Regions from separate parts of the Homo sapiens genome. Here region 1 is linked to region 2. A link is a loop called in an ENCODE intact Hi-C map of the cell type or tissue named here. Cell type or tissue: Calu3. All regions are shown on one strand.

Region 1 (8,000 bases), 140 kb after region 2:
GCTCCCCATCTACCCACTCACACCTTAGCTCTTTGACCTGTCCCTTTTACTCTCCATGGGTCCCTCTGCTCCAGTCACACAAGCTTCCTGCTGTTTACCAAGCATACCAGGTACACTTCTGAAAACCTTAGGGCTTTTGCTCTAGCTGTTCCTTCTGTAAATGCTCTTCCCCCAGAGAGCCATTCCCTCATCTCCTTCAAGTCTCTACTTAAATCTCGCCTTCCTTGATCACCCTATTTAATATTGTAATCTACCTTCCATTCCCCTACTTCACATTTCCAATTCGTTTTACATACTCCACTTGGTTTTTCCATAGCATTCATTATCTTCTGAAATACTAGATAATTTACTTGTTTACTGTGGTCATTGTTTATTACCTATCTCCTACCATGGCATTCTGTTCACGTTGCTTAGAACAGCAGTTCTCAAAGTATGGTCCCTGGGCCTCAGCATCACCCAGGAACTTGTTAGAAATGCAAATTCCCAGACCCAAACTCAGGCCTAGTGAATCATAAACTCTGGCAGTGGCATCCAGCAATCTGCTTAACCAGTACTCCAAGTCATTCCTATGTGCACTCAAGTTTTAGAGTCACTAACCTGGGGCAATGCCTGGCACAGAGTAAGCACTCAAATAATGTGTTGAGTGAATTTAAAAATCCTCTTTTCCTGATAATATCCCTCTACCCACAGAGAAGGACACCCAGCAGTTGTACTAGACTATAACAAGGTTGTTAGAGACTCCCCTGCAAAGCAAGATGGGCCCCCATCCAAAGTGTGGTTCTGATGTTAAGACTGATGACACTCCATACAGCAGGAAAATTTGAGAGAAAGTATATTGCTTACACAAGGGACTTCTTGGGAAAGCTTGGCAGGCACATGACTGTCTGGGCTGGCTTGGGCAAAGCAGAGGGAGAAAGCAGGTTGGGCCTTCATAGGAGTTGAGAGATAGGACTGGGGAAAGTCCATGCTGGCTGTAAGGTTTAAATTTCCTGCTGCCACAAAATAAAAAGGAGAGCTCATAGGCCTTCTTATCATCCTGCCCAGATGTGGGGCCAAAGGCAAAAAGAAGGGTGAGGTTTAAAAACAAGTTGCAGCCAGGCGCTGTGGCTCATGCCTGTAATCCCAGCACCTTGGGAGGCCAATGTGGGCAGATCACCTGAGGTCAGGAGTTCGTGACCAGTCTTAGGTCTGTGAAGTGGGGGAATGGAAGGTAGATTACAATATTAAATAGGGTGATCAAGGAAGGTGAGATTTAAGCAGAGACTTGAAGGAGATGAGGGAATGGCTCTCTGGGGGAAGAGCATTTGCAGAAGGAACAGCTAGAGTAAAAGCCCTAACGTTTTCAAACAACATGATGAAATCCTATCTCTTCTAAAAATACAAAAATTAGCCAGGTATGGTGGCACACGCCTGTAATCCCAGCTACACAGGAGGCTGAGGCAGGAGAATGGCTTGAACACGGGAGGTGGAGGTTGCAGTAAGCTGAGATCGCACCACTGCACTCCAGCCTGGGCAACAGAGTGAGACTCCAACTCAAAGAAAAATAAATAAATAATAAAAAGAAGTCAAAAAAATAAAAACAAGTCACAAGTCAGTTGTCAAACATCGAAAATGAGATCAGCGGCATTCCAGCCTGGGCAACAGAGTAAGATCATTTCAAGAAAAAAAAAAAAAGAGAGAGAGAGAGATCAGACTCTTTATTATACTGGGTGGGCCAATCACATTCTCTTTCCCAGGAATTTGGAGCCACAGTTAGAGGCTAGTCAGCTGATCTCCATTTATAGCTTAAATTGAGGGATATATAAAAACTCAGGAACTGCCACCTTTCCTCCAAAGATGGAGAAGTAATGAAAGCTAATGTTTAGAGAAAAATACAAGAAAGCAGACGCACAGGGTGAACCAGAAGTATGAGACCTAGAGCTGCTTGGACTCTGCTGCATTCCCAGGGCCTAGCTGCATTACCCCAAGCTGAGCTGGTTCCATGACTTGCAATCAGGGTTTTAACTGAAACTATAAGTCAGAATTATCTAAACAAGTATTACTGTCATTGTAATGAGATTGATAAAAAAAAAAAACATATTTCAAAGGATGAAGTGATGACATCTAGCATATAACTTGGCACAAGATAAACATTGACTAAATGATTCATCCATAAATAATAGATGAGTGGAAAGAGTGGTAATCTTCAGTTAGAGGATGAGAGGGAAAAGAAGAGTTAAAACTCTTTTTGTTGTTATTGTTGTTGTTTTTAAGACAGGGTCTCGCTCTGTCACTCAGGCTGAAATGCAGTGGCATAATCTTGGCTCACTGCAACCTCCACCTCCTGGGCCCAAGCAATCCTCCCACCTCAGCCTCCTAAGTAGCTGGGATTACAGGTGCGTGCCACCACATCTGGCTAATTTTTGTATTTTTAATAGAGACAGGGTTTCGCCATGTTGCCCAGGCTGGTCTTGAACTCCTGACCTCAAGCAATCTGCCTCCCTCAGCCTGCCAAAGTGCTGGGATTACAGGCGTGAGCCACTACACTGGGCCTATTTTTTTTTTATTTGAATGAAAAATAAAATAGACAAAAGACAAACCATTATTAATAAAAGGAGTTTTGATTAATAATGGGTTTTAATGAATTCACATACAAAGTGGGAGTCGTGTGAACTTCATTTCCCCTTCACCTGCCACCATCGTGATTGCTGACAAAGCATTCATGTTCCAACATCAAACTCTACTGCCAATACAGATCATGAAGACCTGCTGATTAACACCAACACAGGGAGAGAATAAAAAGAAAATTGATAGAGGAAGAGGTAAAGACAGTGAAAGGGAAGGAAGAGGGTTAAAGAGAAGAGGAGCTCTCTAAGGAGCAGAGGGTCACTTAATAGATTGGAGAGATGCAGGCTCTAGGAGACTTGGCACATGTTAGGTGTCCAATACATGACTTCCTGGAACCTGGACAGAGCAGTCCAAAGGCATGAGCTGGTCCAAGTGTCAGGCTTGACATCTGCTACCTGAGCAACCTTGGGTACATTTCTTAACCTCCCTGAGACACCCTTTTAGGGATACAGTGGGTTTGGCAGAGGAAGGATTAAATTAATCTGTTCCTTCAACTATAAAAGAAAAGTAATCATACTACCTCATGGAGTTATTATAATAAGTGGAATAATAAATTTTAAATGCCTGGTACACAGTAGTTCTTAAATAAACGATATTCCTCCTTTTCTTATCTCAGTAAGCCATTGTGCCCACTCACTACTTGATTTGGTAGTTCAACAATTCACTCAAATATGGCATTTTGTCTTACATCCATTTTACAGATAGGAAAATTGAGACCAATTTGCCTAAAATCAGTCTCCAAGGTCAAGATCAGAATCCTGCTCACAGATTTCTACTCTTCTACATTTATATGATATTATCTAGTCATTTTCTACTTAACGAGGAGGAATAAAAAGAAATAGTCTAAAAAGAAGAGAAAATAGCCACAGAAAATAGATAATTCAAAAAGTTTCCTCAAAAAAAAATTTCCAGATACACTAAACTAATAGCCTTCTACATTTAGGGAAAGCCTAGTAGAGATTCACTTGATTTTATTAATATTTACAGAATAATGCTGAGTAAAAAGTACAACCTAAAGTCCCAAAAGCCAAGTTAATCACAGGCATTTAGTGAAACGTCTCCATGCTTTACTATCAAATATTTATAATAATATGTTTTAAAGAAAAGAACTGTCCTGAAACTAGAAACTAACCACTCTCATGAAAATTAGATTGCACTTACAAAATAGAGGTACATTAACTTGCTGAAACTTAAAAGCTTAAACTTAAGTTATAAATTAAGGAGGTTTAATAAGTGAGAAAGCTTTGCTTTAGCCTCTTAACATTATGAGACAGAATGCACATAAACCATCATAAATAAACTACAGAACTGCAAATATAGTGTCAGTAAAGAAACACAGGTCATTACTTCATGACACTACTCATTATCCCAGCAGTATAGCTCTGACTTAGTTTTATTAACTTTCAATGAAAGTTCTACCAAATTAAGCCCAAGAGTCAAACCACTCCCTGGAGAAAAATTAGGCCTTGATGAAATATTCAGTTCCTCACAATAACTCCATCACTGCAAATTAGGGAATATATTAGATTCCAAAGATACCAAAACATCAGAAAACCATGAGCCAGTATGACACGCTAAACCAATACTAGACAAATCCTAGTAATTCTCTCAATTTAATTTTCTTTGAAAAATATGCTATATAAAATGCCACTAAGATCTTATCTTATATTACTAATCAACTATTAAGAGAAAATAGAATAGAAATATGACAAAATTTAGAAAAGCCATCAGCTCTACAGTCAAGAATAGGCTTAAAATTAGATACTTGAGACCTATGTCAATGAGTCACTCTTCCTAGCATCCTCTTCACTGATGACATGTTTTAAGTCAGGCAACAACTATTTCGACAAAAAACATTAATTCATGAGTATATCCCTAACTAAAAACAATACTATTTATTCAATGCCTACTGTGTGATAATATTTGACAGGCATAATTCCATTTAATACTCATAATACCTCTGGGAAGTAGCTACTACTGCTACTCTTGCTTCACAGATGAAAATTACTTGTCCACTATCACATGGCTGTGATAGTGTGAGAAGCTGGAATTTGAACTCAGGTCTCTCTGCCTCTACTGATCCAGAAGTTTTACTTTTATAAATTTACCCTAAGAAAGTAATCATGGATGTAGGTAAAGATTTATATACAAAGTTGGGCATCATAGCTTTGTTTATAATAGCAAAAGACTGGAAAGTATCTAGATGTTTAGCAATGGAGAATTACTAACAAACTATTATATATCCATAAGATTCAATGCCATGGAACCATTAAAAATTATGTTTTGGAAGAATACTTAATGGAATACAGCAATGTCAATTATATGTTAAGTGAAAATATCAGGATGTAAAATAATATGTATACTATGATTTAAATTATATATTGTACATAAATTCATATACACGTGTGTGTGCATGTATATATATATATATATTAATTAGATAGATAAATAGGCAGATAGATACACAAAAATAAAAGGATATCTCTGGATTAGGGTTTCTCAATCTTGACACCACTGACATTTTATGCTGGATAATTCTTTGCTATGCGGGCTATCCGGTACATTGTAGGATGTTTATCAGCCTCCCTGGCCTCTACTCACTAGATGCCAGTAGCACCCCTCTAGTTTGTGACAACTGAAAATTTCTCTAGACATTGACAAAATTGCCCCAGGGTAAGAACTCTGCTACTCTGGATGATAGGATAACAGATAACATTTATTTTCTTCTTTATGCATTTCAGTGTTTTCCAGCATTTCTAAAATTAATATATATGTGTTACATTTGTAATCCAGGGGAAAAAATGTTATTGTCAAAAAGCAAATTTACTAATAAGAGAAGGAATGATTCATATTTTATGAGACAAAACTGTAGTAATGGATAATATGTGTTATAGGAGCTTTAGAATATCTGCTGTGATTTTTATTTCCATCAGAAATTACTTCATAACTGCTTAATGGAAAAAAAAACACAGTGGAAAAAATTAGCAGAAATCTTTTCTACCTGTGTCAGGAACATCCGAGCAGTAATAGTAGAAAGAGGGGGATAAACCAGAATTGGTTTAGTTGTCTCCCCAATAGCACCACCGACAAGCTTTCCGTTGTTAGAATAGGCAGCAACTGCAAATACATACTTTTCATTGGTTTCTAAACCTTTCACTTCAAAAACACTTTTACCGTCAGCTGGTATCTATTAAGAAAAATATATTTCAAGTTATACATGAAAAATTAAAATAACATGACTTTTAAAATACAATTAAGTAAACCTTCTATTAAAAAAAAACCTTTTTCTTTCATTGTTGGATTTTAGTTATGATTCAGGTGGAAATTAGAGAGATTCACCAAAACAATGACTTCATTTAAAAATTTAATTATCATTAAAGGCTTCAGTAAGATTTCCTGATGTTTAATTTGACGTACCGCTTCTCCTGAATTTGGGAGATGATTATTGTTTAGCCGTACTTTTCCATAACTTCCTTCTGCTTTGCAACCCAAAATGCAGTACCAGGAGACCTGCCGACGAGAAAAATGAGCCTGTTTAAAAGGCATTCTTTTATATCAATGTAACAAAAAAAATACTTTTCTAAATAAAAATGTAATGATTCAGGTTTTAAAACATGAAATCCAAGTTTACAAATATACTTAGGTTTAATCTTTAAAGAGTAAAAGTAACCTTAGCTAGTTTACTGAGGCAATTAAGACTAAGATATTATTCATTATTAATTATTTTAACCACCATTAATTGAACAGTTCCTACTGCTAAGTACTGTTAGGAAATTTACAGATATTTTCTAATATGCACAACTCTATGAGATGGGATTACTATTGTCATTTTGCTTCACAGGAAATGGAGATGCAGAGATGTTAAATAACTTTGCCTAAGATCAGACAGATAGTGGCAGGGTTGACTCCTAAAATGACTTTGTCTTGATGTAAAAAAAAAGATTAACACTCAAGTGATTTTCATATTTTACATGATAATGTATGACAAAAAAAGCAAGTGGAAAGAGAAGCAAGATACTAAAATATATTATTTTAAATAAAATATAAAAATACATATGAAAAAGCCTAGAAGAAAACACCCCTAAATAAGAACAGCAGTAGGATTTGGATGATAAAATGGTAAGATGATAGGTAAATAATGGGCCAATTTTTTTCTCCAATTTATACATTTTCTGAAACATGATATTACTTTGATAATTTTTATATTTAGTTTAATTTTATATTTTAAATAAAAACATTAGACATAAATCAAACATAAAATATAAATCCCACAGAAACAACAAAATTTAACCTTGATTAAATAGTTAGACAATGATCCTTTCGCCGAGGTGTCAAGATAATGAAGATTCATTATTGGAATGAACTATTCTCCCTACAGAGAAAAAGGGAGCTAGGTGACACCTGACGGGGTAGTATTATGAACAAGCCATACTGCTGAGGGTTATAGGGGTCATGACTGTGTCATTACCTTCTTCCCAGAGGCAACTCCTAAACTACAAGGCAAGCTAGAAAGAAGGAAAAATACAATTGCCTCTAAAAAAAATACAATTGTCTCTAAATACAACTACGTCTTACAGCTTGTGCCTGCTACTCCTTCCTTCAGGTCAACAGAAAAATACTAACTATGTCCAATTGACACAAGTGGTTCTCAACACTGACTGTGCTCCAGAATTACTTCTTTAAAATACAAATTTGTACAGAATGAACCATTTTTGTAAATTACAGATACCCAAGCCTGTCTAGCTTCAATGAATTAGAATTTCTGATGCAAGTTTCCGCATCTTTGTCTTTCCAAAGAACATTTCTCAGGTGACTGTGATATGCACAACTGATTAAAAAGCACTAGTCAAAGGCAGAACAGGACAAAGAGAACACAGAAGGAACCTGAAGCTGGAGAATAGGGTAGAAAAAAAAAATCAGATGAATCTCAGAAAAAAAAAATGCAAAACTAACTTCCTTTGATTTCCCATGCAAAAAGATACTATTTTTCAAAGAAGAAAAAAGGCAGAAAGACTATGTTCTATGATTTATATCACTATTGCTCCAAGTTCTATTATATAAACCAGAATTTGGAGGGTAAAATTCTCTCTAAAAGCATTTTTACAAGCAGGCTTTATATTTTTATTTTGTTCCACAGATGAAGACATATCAGTTTATGTAACTCTAAGAAACAATGTGTAATTAGAATCTACATAAGGGTAGAGACATCATGAACAAATCAGTACTAACTTTAGAACAGTTTATACGTAATATAAATAACATTAGCATTTTCAACTACAAAAGTAGATTTTAATGAAATGAATGCCTCAACAAGAGATTTTGAGAAAACAAAAGATGGCTGAAGCCTCAACCCAGAAAACTTATTTAAGCCCATAGCACCATCTAGTGCTGAT
Region 2 (8,000 bases):
TAGACCTAAAACCATAAAAACCCTAGAAGAAAACCTAGGCATTACCATTCAGGAAATAGGCATGGGCAAGGACTTCATGTCTAAAATACCAATAGCAATGGCAACAAAAGCCAAAATTGACAAATGGGATCTAATTAAACTAAAGAGCTTCTGCACAGCAAAAGAAACTACCATCAGAGTGAACAGGCAACCTACAAAATGGAAGAAAATTTTCGCAACCTACTCATCTGACAAAGGGCTAATATCCAGAATCTACAATGAACTCAAACAAATTTACAAGAAAAAAACAAACAACCCCATCAAAAATGGGCAAAGGATATGAACAGACACTTCTCAAAAGAAGACATTTATGCAGCCAAAAGACACCTGAAAAAATGCTCATCATCACTGGCCATCAGAAAAATGCAAATCAAAACCACAATGAGATACCATCTCACACCAGTTAGAATGGCAATCATTAAAAAGTCAGGAAACAACAGGTGCTGGAGAGGATGTGGAGAAATAGGAACACTTTTACACTGTTGGTGGGACTGTAAACTAGTTCAACCATTGTGGAAGTCAGTGTGGCGATTCCTCAGGGATCTAGAACTAGAAATACCATTTGACCCAGCCATCCCATTACTGGGTATATACCCAAAGGACTATAAATCATGCTGCTATAAAGACACATGCACATGTATGTTTATTGCGGCACTATTCACAATAGCAAAGACTTGGAACCAACCCAAATGTCCATCAATGATAGACTGGATTAAGAAACTGGCACATATACACCATGGAATACTATGCAGCCATAAACATGATGAGATCATGTCCTTTGTAGGGACATGGATGAAATTGGAAGTCATCATTCTCAGTAAACTATTGCAAGGACAAAAAACCAAACACCGCATGTTCTCACTCATAGATGGGAACTGAACACTGAGAACACATGGACACAGGAAGGGGAACATCACACTCTGGGGACTGTTGTGGGGTGGGGGGAGGGGGGAGGGATAGCATTAGGAGATATACCTAATGCTAAATGACAAGTTAATGGGTGCAGCACACCAGCATGGCACATGTATACATATGTAACTAACCTGCACACTGTGCACATGTACCCTAAAACTTAAAGTATAATAATAATAATTTAAAAAAAGAAAAAAAAAAGAATCATCTTTATTTGTGGGCTCCAGTTTCTCTCTTCCCATTCTCTCATAAACAACTCTAAACATAATCTTTCCCAAGCATCTTCTAAAGTTACTCCTGTGAAGGTCACCATTGGCCTCCATGCTAAATCCAGGGGTCAACTCTCTATCCTTACCTTACTCAATCTATCAGAAGCTTGTGGCACAGTTGGTCACTCCATTCTCCTCAACCACTTTCTTCACTTGGCTTTCAGGGTTCCATAATCTCTTGGTTTTCTTCTATCTTACTGGTCACTTCTTCTCAGTCCCCTTTCTGGTTCCTCATTTTCTCCCCAGTCTCGTAAAGTTGGAGTACAAAACTCAGGGCTTGATCCTTGGTCCTTTTCTCTCTTCCATCTATTTATACCCCCTAACGGAGCTCATCCAGTATTAAAATTCTGTCTTTACTTTTTTTAGTTGTTATACTGTACTTTTAAATTTGTATTATTCTTATCATTGTATTTTTATTGATGCTTAATAGACATATATACTTCCAGGGTACATAAAATATTTTGATACATTACATAATGTGTAATAATTAAATAGCAGTGATTGGTATATCCATCACCTTACACATTTATCTTTTCTTTATGCTGGGAAGATTTGAATAACACTGTCTATATTCTAAAGACTCTCAGAATACTTGACATCTTCAATTGTACATCTAAGGGCATCTCAAACTACATACATCCAAATTTTAATTCCTGGTGTTTCCCCTAAATAAGCTGCACCCCTACAACCTCCCCATTTCAGTTAATGACCACTTCTTTTTTGACTCCTCTCTTTTTCTCACAACTTACATCCAATATCTGTAAAACAGAATGGCTCTACCTTCAAAATTTACTCAGAATCCAAATACTTCTCATTACCTCCAGTGCTATCACACTGGTAAGAAACACCACCATATTTCTGTTATTATAATAGCCTCCTTAATTCATCTCCTTGCTTTCACACCCTTTTCCTCTTATAATCAATTCTCACACTAGCAGCAAGAGCCAACCCTTTACAATGAAAATCAGATCATGTCACTCCTCTGCTCAAAACTCCACAATGACTCCCCACTTCACTCAAAGTCAGTCTTTACCCTGGCCAAAAGGTCTTATGTAATCTCCTTGTCCACCAGTTACCTCTTTGCCGATCTCCCTTGCAACTCTGCCCCTCACTCACTCCACCCCAGCCACAAGAGGCCTGGAGGTGTCCCTCAAACATGTATCAGGCATGTCTCCATGGCCTGTAACACTTTGTCTATAGATATTTGCATGGATAATTCTCTCATTTAAGTACTTTGTTCAGATGTCACCTCATCAATGAAGCCTGCCCTGACCACCCAAAATGTGGTTCAGATGTCACGACTGATCCCAGATACACACACGTCAAGAGGGTATGAAATGGGGTACTGCTCACATAAAGAGACCTTGCAAGAAGATCAGAGCAGGTTCCCAAACAGGTGGGAAAATGTATGGAGAAAGTAAGGAAAAGAGACTGGCTTGGAGTTTTATGGTGGTTGGTGGGTGGCACTGAGGTAAGAGTTCCTGCACATGGGCCAGGACTTACATGGTTTGAACTTTCCACTAACACCAAAGGAGGGAACAGATGGGCTTTCTTATCTGCTTGCTCAGGTCAGGGGCAGAAAGAGAAGGACAGTGGTCGGGCTTGAAAGCTGTCAGCCATTGAACATCAAAATGGAGTCACACTTATTACAACCACACGATTTTAAAATGGTAACTCGTCCCCCTCCAACCTCTACTCCTTATATTCTCCATAGCACTTATCATTTTTGCCCACACTCTGTAATTTACTTGTGTTTATAGTTTATTGCCAGCATGTTTATTATCTATTAGAATATAGGGCAAGATTTTGCACAATATTGTTATATATTTTGTTTAGACTGTATATATGAGTATTGGGCCACTGATACTTGCCAGGAGCTTAGAACAGTGCCTAGCATATTGAAAGTGCACAAACTTATTTTTTAAACGAATTAATGAATGATAAGAAATGTATGCATTATTAGATGAATCACTATTGAATGTGTCAGAGGACCTCATGATAGAAGTGTTTATCACAAATGGCATGGAGAAACTCTTGAATGTGGATGTCCATATTATTAAATATGAAAAAAGCGCTGTAATATTATTTTTACTACTCTACCTGACTGCTTATATATCTGTGAGCATATGGATACAGAAATTGTATTCTATGCATCTTTATATCTTCACTGCCTAGATCAGAGCCTGGCAGTGAGAGAGTTAACAGATACTGGTTGACTAAATAAATAAATCGATGAACAAACTAAATGAAAGAGCTGACACTAACAATTGCAGCACATTTAAATAATTAGCTACCTACAACAGTTTATTAAACAGTTCAGTGCAATATGATGCAGAAACTTACTTTTTCAAAATAGGTTTGTTTTTAATATTTTAAGTCAATGTTTTAGAAAAAAAGAAAACACTCCATAGCTTTTATTCGTAAAAAGGTTTAGTCTTTTTAAAAAGTAAATTAAATGTATAAAAAAATCAAAGCATTGTTAATTTGTTCATTCTATATATGAAATTAAACAACCCAGCTGTGTGCCTTCATAAAATAATTGCTTTATTGAGAACTGTAATTTTTTTTTTTTTTGAGACAGAGTCTTGCTCTGTCATCCAGGCTGGAGTACAGAGGGGCAATCTCAGCTCACTGCAACCTCTGCCTCCCGGGCTCAAGTGATTCTCCTGCCTTAGCCTCCCGAGTAGCTGGGATTACATGTGCCGCCACAAAGCCTGGTTAATTTTCATATTTTAGTAGAGACAGGGTTTCTTCGTGTTGGCCAGCCTGGTCTCCAACTCCTGGCCTCAAGTGATCTGCCCACCTCAGCCTCCCAAAGTGCTGGGATTACAGGCATGAGCCACCACACCCAGCCAGAGCTATAATTTTAAGTGAAATCATGTATGAAAACTTCCCTGAATAATAAAAAGCAAGCATACTATGGATATAGGAATTTCTAAAACTTACATAAAATTTAAGTCTATTTAATAAACTAGGGTGAAGGAACTCTCTTCAAAGGTATCCCTCCCCTGTGCATGGAGAGACGCACCTGTATGCCGCCCGGTGCCTCTGCAGAGCAACTGCAGCCAGCTGAAGCCGGGCCTCCACCACAATCTCCAGCTCGCCAGCGGAGCACTGAGACAGGGTCTTCTGTTCCACCTCGGACAGAAGGAAGTTTAGCCTGTCCTCAGCTTCCATCAGTAACATCGACTAAGGAAAGGATACCATACATCACGTGAGTTCAGAAATAATACAAATACTGTCTCTTTCTTCTTTAGCAAATATTTTTCATGTACTGAAAAGTAACAATGAATGGAAGACCAAAAAGGAACTTGGTATCTAATTACCAGAGAAGAGAGTTCAGCAAAAAGGAAAAAGGCAACAGAAAACGAAAAGGAAAGTGAAAGCAAGCGTCAGCATGCATGACAGTGACCTTTTCTTGTGTGCACAGCTGGTGCTTACTATTCACAGTAGTTATGTTCTATAAAGTTCTTGCAAACACTGATTACTGGATACTGAGCCATTGCTCCTAGGGGAGACATGGAGAAAAGTACCCGAGAGCCTCTGGTCACAACATTTTCATTAACTGCTCAATACACAGCCTCCTTGTTTAATGTGTGTTTATGGCTAAGGATATATAACAGTATATTTAATATATACTGTTAATTTGCTAACCTTGAACTCACAGCCAATAGCACTCACTTCTGAAGGAAGCTTATCTAACACACATAGCTTCTCCATAAGGGACACCACAGCCCTCTTAACTTAGAAATGCTCCACAGCACTTCAGCACTATGCTGGAGGGTCATTGTAAATATTGACAAAAATTCAAAAAGCATGGTACTAAATAGACCGTGAAAAGGACACTTGTTTACAGTATGAGAGTGGCAACAAAAAGTCAGAGCATCTCCTTGTTCAACTCAGCTGGGAATACGTGCATTGAGCAGCTCAAATTTTTCTGTGCTCTGCGTGTGTTCACGAATAGCCAACAGAGTGCCAAGAGTGTTGATTTTCAGGCTACAAATAAATTTCAGTAGATCTGCAAATTAGCAAACACAGAATCTGTGAATAATGTGGATCAACTGTATTTCAAGTTAAAGTATGGTCACCTAGTTGGTAATGTGAAGATAATGAGATTTTTACAGTAGACAATCAATAGTAAATAGCAGCCTAACATGGCAGAAGATAAAGGGACCAACCAATCTTTCAAGTGACAGGCCACTAAAAATGTATTTGTGCAGAGCAGTGAATATTATATAAATATTAGGGCAATTCAGTATAATGTTTAAGAACATGGATTTTGAATCAAAAAGATGTAGTCCTTCTCCTGGATCTATATTTTATTAGTTGTATGATATTAGTCAAATTCTTAGATGTCTAAGCCTCAGTTTTCTCATGGTTCAGCACAGCACAGTTCAAAATGATTACTACCTACATCATAAAGTTATAAAAATTAAATAATCATGCAAAAGCTGTTGATGCCATTGTCATCACTATTATTGGGAAATGATAAACGGGATGGAATACTCATATCCCACCAAATAATGAATCATGTTTCTTTGTTGTTTTTTTTTTTGAAATGGAGTTTCGCTCTTTTTGCCCAGAATAGAATGCAGTGGCGTGATATTGACTCACTGCAACCTCTGCCTCCTGGGTTCAAGCGATTCTCCTGCCTCAGCCTCCTGAGTAGCTAGAATTACAGGCATGCGCCATCACACCCAGCTAATTTTGTATTTTTAGTAGAGACAGGATTTCTCCATGTTGGTCAGGCTGGTCTTGAACTCCCGACCTCAGGTGATCCGCCCACCTCGGCCTCCCAAAGTGCTGGGATTACAGGTGTGAGCCACCGCGCCCAGCCGAATCATATTTTCTGAAGCACCTTAATCAGGTTGTGAAGTCAAAGCTGGACACCACTGGACATCTACTTTTCTCATGAGGAGTAAACTCCACCTCTGGCTCCAACCCATTCTTACACAAGAAAAGGTAACTGCTCTCACAAGAGCAAGCATAACTCTGAAAGCAGGCCCATCCAGGGCCTAATAGTGGATTTTTGGTAACTAACTTAATGGTTTGAAAACAGTTTCAAACTTACCTTTAGCATGCTAAGAGTGATCTCATCTTTAAGTTTTGTAAGATTATAAAATGAACTTCCATCATCCTTTGAATATATCTCTATAAAGACACAAAATTTTGGAAGGACCAAGGATATCTATGGTTAGTTTAAATATTAATTCTAGGTTTATTTTATTTTATTTTGAGACAGGGTCTGGCTCTGTCACCCAGGCTGGAGCACAGTGGCACAATCTCAGCTCACTGCAACCTTCACCTCCTGGGCTCAAGCCATCTTCTCACCTCAGCCTCCCGAGTAGCTGGGACTACGGGCGCACACCACCATGCCCGGCTAATTTTTGTATTTTCTGTAGAGATGGGGTTTCACTATGTTGCCCAGGCTAGTCTTGAACTCCTGAGCTCAAGTGATCTGCCCACCTCGGCCTCCCAAAGTGCTGGGATTATAGGCATGAGCCACTGCACCCACCCTAATTCTATTAATAGTTTTTAAAACTCATCATTCACAGGAAAACTATCCATAAGTTTAATAATTTTTTAAAAAACACAATGATAATATAGAAACACGGGAATATAGAAACATATTCCTGTATCAAATAGTCCCTAATGTCATATATTAGAAGGCTGAAGCTGATTCTTACAACAAATCAGACAATTCTGAAAGAATTTTTTAGGTATTTAGTGATGTTATTCAAGTTATTGGCTACTGATATAGTTTTTCCTCTTCTGGGATCCCAGGACTCCTGAAAGCCCTCTTCCAGATATTTCTAACATTTCAATAAGATCTCCATGGAAGCATCAGTTCTGCTGATGTGAACAAGCCCCTCAGTCTAAGAGCTGAGCGTGAGACCAGCTGGAAGAGCATAATCCACAATACTCAAATATCTCTTTCAAAATCTCCATCCACGATCCAAAGCCTGCTCTTATTCTGAACAGGGGAGAAGTGAGAGAATTCAGATCACAGTCTTTGCCTGCTTCATTCAACTGGGCTTCTAGACTGTGGGAGAGAAAGATAAACCACAAATCATTTGACTACAAATGACAGAAAAATATATCCACCTGAAGAAATTAAGTTTGTTAAGTACAAAGAAAAATTCTGAAATAACATGGAACTTAATACACCGAACTTCCTCTCCTCTTTCAACAGCAACACTTCCCTACCTGGCTAGTCTCCTAAATTATGAGGGTCTGAATCTAGGGGTCAGCTGAGGATGAGGGAGGGCTAGGGCTCTTGGAAGGCCCAGCAGGAGGATCTGGGACTGGGCTTTTTCACCTAAGGGAGAAAGTAAGAATGACAGAGACAATGATGGAGACAAACCAAATGCCTGAACGTGGTACAAAAGAAGCCTGGAATGCATGTTACCATACAAAAGACCCTAGGAAGAGTTTAACCTAGACATTTTCATGAACCCATGTGTGATAAAATTAACATGGGTCCCACATGAGTGTTCTCCTCTAGAATAAAAAGAAGAGCTAGACAGATAGGCCATCCATAGGCGAAGAGATATAGGAGTCCTGATGCCTTAGGAAGGCTAGTTACCTGCCTGCCACTCTACATCTCACTGACTTCACCTTCTCCATTGCATAGCTGATACCAACAAAACAGGAACCCCAATGGGATGACCAGCAAAAATAACACCATATCTAGGATCTGTGTTTCAGACTAATCATGTTCACTTATATGCATACTCCTCTCCTTTCTGAGCACCTGGCAAGCTATACTTCCTGGCCTCT

Evidence for each region. Hi-C counts contacts between places; a loop is a spot of excess contacts. Peaks named below come from ENCODE experiments on the same cell type or tissue, not always from the same donor. Only the 100,000 strongest peaks of a DNase experiment are listed, where the experiment ranks them.
Region 1: a loop joins it to region 2, with 2.9 times the contacts of the local background. A loop is called at or near these places in 2 of 110 quality-filtered maps.

The regions. Positions count from the first base shown.
Region 1 is chr12:96,578,714-96,586,713 of GRCh38, reverse strand. It overlaps CFAP54 (cilia and flagella associated protein 54), which reads right to left. Exons shown (of 68, transcript NM_001306084.2): 21 at 6,025-6,117; 22 at 5,609-5,794. Among named protein-coding and RNA genes, the nearest start is that of CFAP54, 93 kb to the right of the region's middle. In Calu3, no CTCF peak of the experiment used is centred here; a DNase peak (open chromatin) is centred at 7,973.
Region 2 is chr12:96,716,814-96,724,813 of GRCh38, reverse strand. CFAP54 (cilia and flagella associated protein 54) reads right to left here. Exons shown (of 68, transcript NM_001306084.2): 49 at 6,292-6,371; 50 at 4,249-4,409. Among named protein-coding and RNA genes, the nearest start is that of NEDD1, 190 kb to the left of the region's middle. RefSeq lists enhancers at 4,369-4,478, 4,499-4,678. In Calu3, no CTCF peak of the experiment used is centred here; DNase peaks (open chromatin) are centred at 4,283 and 4,633.